Linked DNA regions of Homo sapiens: region 1 is linked to region 2. The links are chromatin loops, found by intact Hi-C in ENCODE. Cell type or tissue: heart left ventricle. All regions are shown on one strand. Each heading gives the region's core, and the rest is flanking DNA. Links, peaks and the distances in the headings are about the cores only.

Region 1 (2,902 bases), core at 175-2,674, 120 kb before region 2:
AGGGTGGGCTGCTTCCAACACCTGTGCCCCTCCCCAAACGGTGCCTTACCTGGTGGATTCAAATGTATTAACTATGCCCTCTCTTACTTTTTCTTGCCCTCTGTCATAAACTTTTATAAGCGTGCATGCCACATCTCTCCTGCAATTCCCTATATGATCCGACAAGTTTTCAAATAAATGGGGACTGTCAGTCAATCTCAAATACCGTAGTGCCTGCTCAATGCCAAGGATGCGTCAGGTGCTACAAAGGGGTCCAAACAAAAGACGGATCTGTAAAGCAGAGGACGAAACAGCCAGGTAGTGACCCCTAATAAAACATGATAAGGACAACACACGATGCAGGGGCAGATACTCCCTGTGTGCACACAAAGCAACTGGGGAGCCTGGCACAATGCGAATCTGGGTCCAGCAGGCCTGGGTAGGGCCAGAGATGCTGTGCTTCTAACAAGCTCCTGGGCCAAGCCCATGCTGCTGACCAACAGGAGCTAAAGTGCTTCCAGAGACTCCCTGGGGTGGTCTAGAAAGGGAGAGATGTGATCAGAAACAGCCTGTAGAGGACTAAGTAGAATCTGGAGAAGTGTGGGCAGTGTGTCATCAGGAAGAGAGGAAACAGTGTTTCAGAAGGAGGGAAAAACTCAGGCAAGGAAGAAGCACAAATGCACAGGTCATTCACAGGGTACAGCTGTCTATTTTTTTTTTTGGAGACAAGAGTCTCGCTCTGTTACCCAGGCTGGAATGCAGTGGCGCTATCTTGGCTCACTGCAACCTCCACCTCCTAGGTTCAGGCGATTCTTGTACCTTGGCCTCTCAAGCAGCTGGGATTACAGGCGCCTGCCACCACATCTGGCGTTTTGTTTTTGTTTTTTTTTTTTTTTTTTTTTTTGAGACGAAGTTTCACTCTTGTTGCCCAGGCTGGAGCGCAATTGATCCTGGTTCACTGCAACCTCCGCCTCCTGGGTTCAAGCAATTCTCCAGCCTCAGCCTCCCAAGTAGCTGGGACTACAGGTGCCCACCACCACACCCAGCTAATTTTATTTTTCGTAGAGACAGGGTTTCACTATGTTTGCCAGGCTGGTCTTGAACTCCTGACCTCAAGTGATCCTCCCGCCTCGACCTCCCAAAGTGCTGGGATTACAGGCGTGAGCCACTGCGCCCGGCCAGCTGTCCATTTTAAAACACATAACAGCACTCCTAAACTGCACCACTCGGTTGCCAGGACTTACAGGACAACTCCCTTTGAAGAGAGTCTTACTGACTGGCTTGAGAATGAGTTCGGGGGAGGGAACGACTGCTGTTGCTGATCTGAAGAAGAGTCACACTCACGACAGATGTCTTGCGGAGGGCAGACCCACCAACGCCACTACTTGGAAAGACTCAGAGGCTAAAGCCATGAACTCTGGCACACCACAGCCTCTCGCCAAAGAATGCTTCATGAGACATTTTTAAATACCCACCATCCCATAAAGAACAGGAAAGGAAATCCCACTGTCAGCCCCACCCTGATCCCACTGTCAGCCCCACCCTGGGCCAGTCTCCTACCACGGGTCTTCCGGGAGAAGGGCCAAAGCACTGCTCTCTCCAACTGGGCATCTGGTGATGTGGCCTGGCTTCCTGGCTGGGCCACTTCCTCCACTGTCTCAAAGTGGCACTGCCCTTACTCAACAAGTTCCTCCACAGCCAGAAATGAATGCCCAGACTGTAAGGAAAGGTCACCCGCAACCCTGCAGTGTGCCCACTGTGAATAGGCAGGGTGGTACAGCCGGGAGCACTGGATTAGGATCAGGAGACAGGGATCTGGACCCGGGGTCCGTCATTCAGTGAGCCACACAACCTCTCCACGTCCATCTTCATGCTTACAAAATGCAAACTATGACCCAAGCTCCATCTACCTTACTATTGTCGGTGAAATTCAGCAATGGAAAGTACTTCACACACTGGCAAGTATCATAAAGGGTCTGAGAGATAAGAGCCCCTGTGTGACGCATGACACACTCTGCTGCTGTTCGGATCTAGTATTCATTATCCCTGCTTCGCCAAAGGAAAAACTCAGGGCACAGAGAACAAACATGACCTTGTTCAGGTCAAACACCAAATCCATGACTGCTGAGGAATAAAATGACTGCTCAGGGTTGCCATGAAATCAAACAGTCTTCCATTATGGAATAACTAGAGAATTATCTATTAACTACTTGCCTCTAGAAAACCAGTGTTTAAAATTTCTTTCTTTTTTTTTTTTTGAGACAGGGTCTCGCTCAGGCATCCAAGCTTGAGTGCAGTGGCGCGATCTTGGCTCACTGTAACTTCTGCCTCCCAGGCTCAAGGGATTCTCCTGCCTTGGCCCCCTGAGTAGCTGGGATTACAGGCGCCCGCCACCACACCCGGTTAATTTTTGTATTTTCAGTAGAGACAGGGTTTCCCCATGTTGGCCAGGCTGGTCTCGAACTCCTGGCCTCAAGTGATCCGCCCGCCTCGGCCTCCCAAAGTGCTGGGATTACAGGCGTGAGCGACTGTGCCGGGCGTAAAATTTCTTAAAAGTGCCCCACAAGAGCCAAATCACTTAGAACTCAAGGGCTGCTATGTGATGCATGAACACCCAGGGTGGAATGAACTGCAAGGATGGGAACGGGACTGCAGCACTGGCTCCATGCTTACTGGACCACCCATCCTGGGAAAGGATTTGGTTTCCTTTTCTGTACAAAGACAGGACTGGACTAAGTGATTCAACCCTTTGTTAGCAGCCTATCCCTAACACCTAGAACAAGTAAGCACTGTTCTAAGTAGGGGCAGGTGCCCCCAACCTCCCCATCACCCCACTCTCCTCGCCAGACCCCTCCAACACAACCTTGTGTTTTCATTTCCTTGAGAAACCTCCAAGGAAATCCGCAGCATCCAGCCCACGGGC
Region 2 (2,902 bases), core at 221-2,720:
GTGAGAGGCAGGAGAGGTGATGACATTGGCATGTGGGTCCTGGCTCCTAAATACCGTGGCTCGCTTTACAATCTGCCGGGTCTTGCATGTCCAAGGAAGTACGCAACCTCGATGTGATGGTCTAAGAGAATATTTTATTGCTACTTGCTATTATTGAGAATTGAAAATGGATCTGACTGGGCAGAGAACACACCAATCCCATCACATCATCCCTGCCACCCATACAGCAGTCTGCTGCTCCCTCTTCATACAAAGTCCTTTATCTGTTTGGCTGCTGGGGTTTGAGAGAAGCAGCAGCATGGCAGGGATTGTCATTTGCTTTGAATTTATTCAGCTCTGATCTATTGGGGTGGTACCATGGTCTCCCCAAATTCAGACAGAAAGGGAGTAGTGAGGATAAGACCCCTTGGTGGGGAGCTTAATGTGGACTAGCGGCTCATCCTGCATGTCCAGGAACTGGATGGCTCCAAGCCAACTGTCTTCCTCAGGGGCAGGGTCTTCTTTAGATCCCCAACACTGCAGTCTCGGCACCTTGCTACTGCCCTGATTTCCACAGACTGGCAGGACGTGATGCATGCCACATTGCACCAGAGTGATCACAGCTGTGGACAATTCTACTAAAACTACTTGCAACTCAGCCACCTGCGCAATCATTTTCTCCCTTTTTGCTACCCTTCTTCTCAATCTTTCACTTCCCTCTCACATTTTGCTAGGCAAAAGAATGACCTAAATTAAGTGCTCCTTCCCTTACCTACTCCTTTAACCCCTCTTTTCCGTTCTCCCTTTCAGCTCTCTCTCACCCGGTTCTTCTCATCCCCCTTCCTCTTCCTGTTCTGCAGCCAGCTGTGCTGGGTCGAGGGGTCAAGGGAGTGACTAAAGTGCCGTGTGTCCTTGTTGGTGGGTTTGACACTTTATCCTCCAAATGCTAAACGGTGCCTCTGCCATCGCACAGTGCCACCAGGTGCCTTGCCCTGTGGTTTACGTTATGCACTGGGGGCACCTTTCACATACAATACAAAGTCCACGGGGCCACTGGAGTTGTGCAGCTCAGCCACCTTGGTTTCAATGTGGCACTCAGAAGCCTCCAAAGCAACAAATCTCTTAGGGGAAAATGGTGGCCTCTTGGTGGAGACCAGGTTCTCAGATGGACGTCTAAGTCTGTGAAAAATGCCTCTATGTACCCAAGTCTCCCTGTTACTGTTAACCTGAGGCTCAGAGCCTTCTGACTCAAAAATCTTCCTACTTAGGCTGGGTGCAGTGGCTTACACCTGTATCCCCAGAACTTAGGGAGGCCAAGGCAGGTGGATCACTTGAGCCCAGGAGTTTGAGACCAGCCTGGCCACCATGGTGAAACTGCTTCAGAGGCTGAGGCACAAGAATCGCTTGAACCTGGGAGGTGGAGGTTGTAGTGAGCCTAGGTGGTGCCACTGCACTCCAGCCTGGGTAATAGAGTGAGACCTTGTCTCAAAAAACAAACAAACAAACAAACAAACAAACAAACACCTTCCTGATCCCCCCTCTCCAGCCTCGCCATCCACTGCTTCCCATGTGACCATGTCTCTGGACAGATGGATGGTCTGGACAGGCCATGTGCTGGCCTGGCTCCACACCCAGCTTCTGAAGGTCTTCTTGATGGCAGCACCTTCTCTCTAGATCGGAATCCATCCTCCTGTCCATCCCTGCTCAGCAACACCCTTGCACCATTCTCCAGACTCTTTTAGAGTCTGCTCCCCTCATTGGGGACAGTTCACTGGTTTCCACTACAGTTAGAAAGAAATCCCTCCTCCTGATCCTTATGAGGCCCTGTGTGCTTTGACCCCAGCCTGGCTCTCCCACCTCCTGCTCCTGCCCTTGTCCACTCTCCTCCCACCACATTGGCCTTCTGCTCGCATGCTCACCACCCTCACACCCCTCTCAAGGCCCCGCACTTGCTGCTGTGACTTCTGCTTGAAGAACTCTTCCCCCAGATATCAGGGGCTGCCAGGAAGTGAGATCTGTAAGGGCAGAAGCCTTTTCTTTTGGCAGAGTCACAATTGCATTCCAAGTGGCTTAGAACAGTGCCCGCCTGGCACATGGTGGGCGACGGGTAAATAAACACTGAATGAAAGGTGTAAGCACACGCTGCCCTATGTTGTCTGTCTCTTTCTTCCTTGCTCCATCTTTCCTTTTCCATCCTCCCCCGAGGGGAAGCCTCCTGAGGGCAGAGATCTGCTCTGTGTCAGACATCCCCCTCAGCATCCAGCCTAGTGCCTCCAGCAAAGGTGCTTCTGTCAACATTTGTTGACAGAATGGAGACCAAGCTAGTGGGAACAGTTCTTTCACGCCTTTCCCACCAGGCGGGCTCAGCAGCCTCCCAGGCAGACAAAGAGTAACCCTTGTCCTCCCAGGCCGCTGGTCCTTTGGTTCGGCAAGCCTGCCAGCAGCACAGCCTCGGGGACGTCTGCTCCTTTTGCAGCAGAGCAGATCTTCACCTGGGTTTCCTTCCCACCATCACTTTCTGAGCTGCTCAGCGTCAGAAAAAGGGTATCTGGCCTCCTGGAACTACAACTGTCCCATCATCACACACCTAATCCTAGGAGAAAGCAGTGTTCTGCTGAAGTAACTGCTGGATTTAAAAAGTGAGATCTTCTAGAAAGATGTATTAAAAGATCATGACTTTGGCTGCTGTATTTCAAAGACCAGGCAGGCATTTAGGTGACAGAGTTAAATATTCCAAACTTACCTCATCCTCTCTCTCTCTGTCTCTCAAGGGTAAACATTCCATTCCTCTTCCAAAACCCAGTGCTTCTCCATATTTGGGAATCTGGAATGGGTACTAGGGGCACAGCCCTGTCTCCTCTCGGTGTCTGCTGGGAGCTGTAGTCACCAGAGAATGTCGGCTGCTTTTCTCTGGCCAGCAAGC

Evidence for each region. A loop is a pair of places that touch in the nucleus more often than their neighbours do. Peaks named below come from ENCODE experiments on the same cell type or tissue, not always from the same donor. Only the 100,000 strongest peaks of a DNase experiment are listed, where the experiment ranks them.
Region 1: a loop joins it to region 2, with 2.7 times the contacts of the local background. A loop is called at or near these places in 2 of 110 quality-filtered maps.

The regions. Positions count from the first base shown.
Region 1 is chr22:17,949,478-17,952,379 of GRCh38, forward strand. The region is part of intron 1 of MICAL3 (microtubule associated monooxygenase, calponin and LIM domain containing 3); the gene reads right to left. Among named protein-coding and RNA genes, the nearest start is that of MIR648, 30 kb to the right of the region's middle. In heart left ventricle, for the core only: no CTCF peak of the experiment used is centred there; a DNase peak (open chromatin) is centred at 1,615; H3K27ac peaks cover 2,378 bases.
Region 2 is chr22:18,065,762-18,068,663 of GRCh38, forward strand. The region is part of intron 1 of LOC105372853 (a long non-coding RNA gene); the gene reads left to right. Among named protein-coding and RNA genes, the nearest start is that of PEX26, 11 kb to the right of the region's middle. In heart left ventricle, for the core only: no CTCF peak of the experiment used is centred there; no DNase peak of the experiment used is centred there; H3K4me3 peaks cover 552 bases; H3K27ac peaks cover 1,084 bases.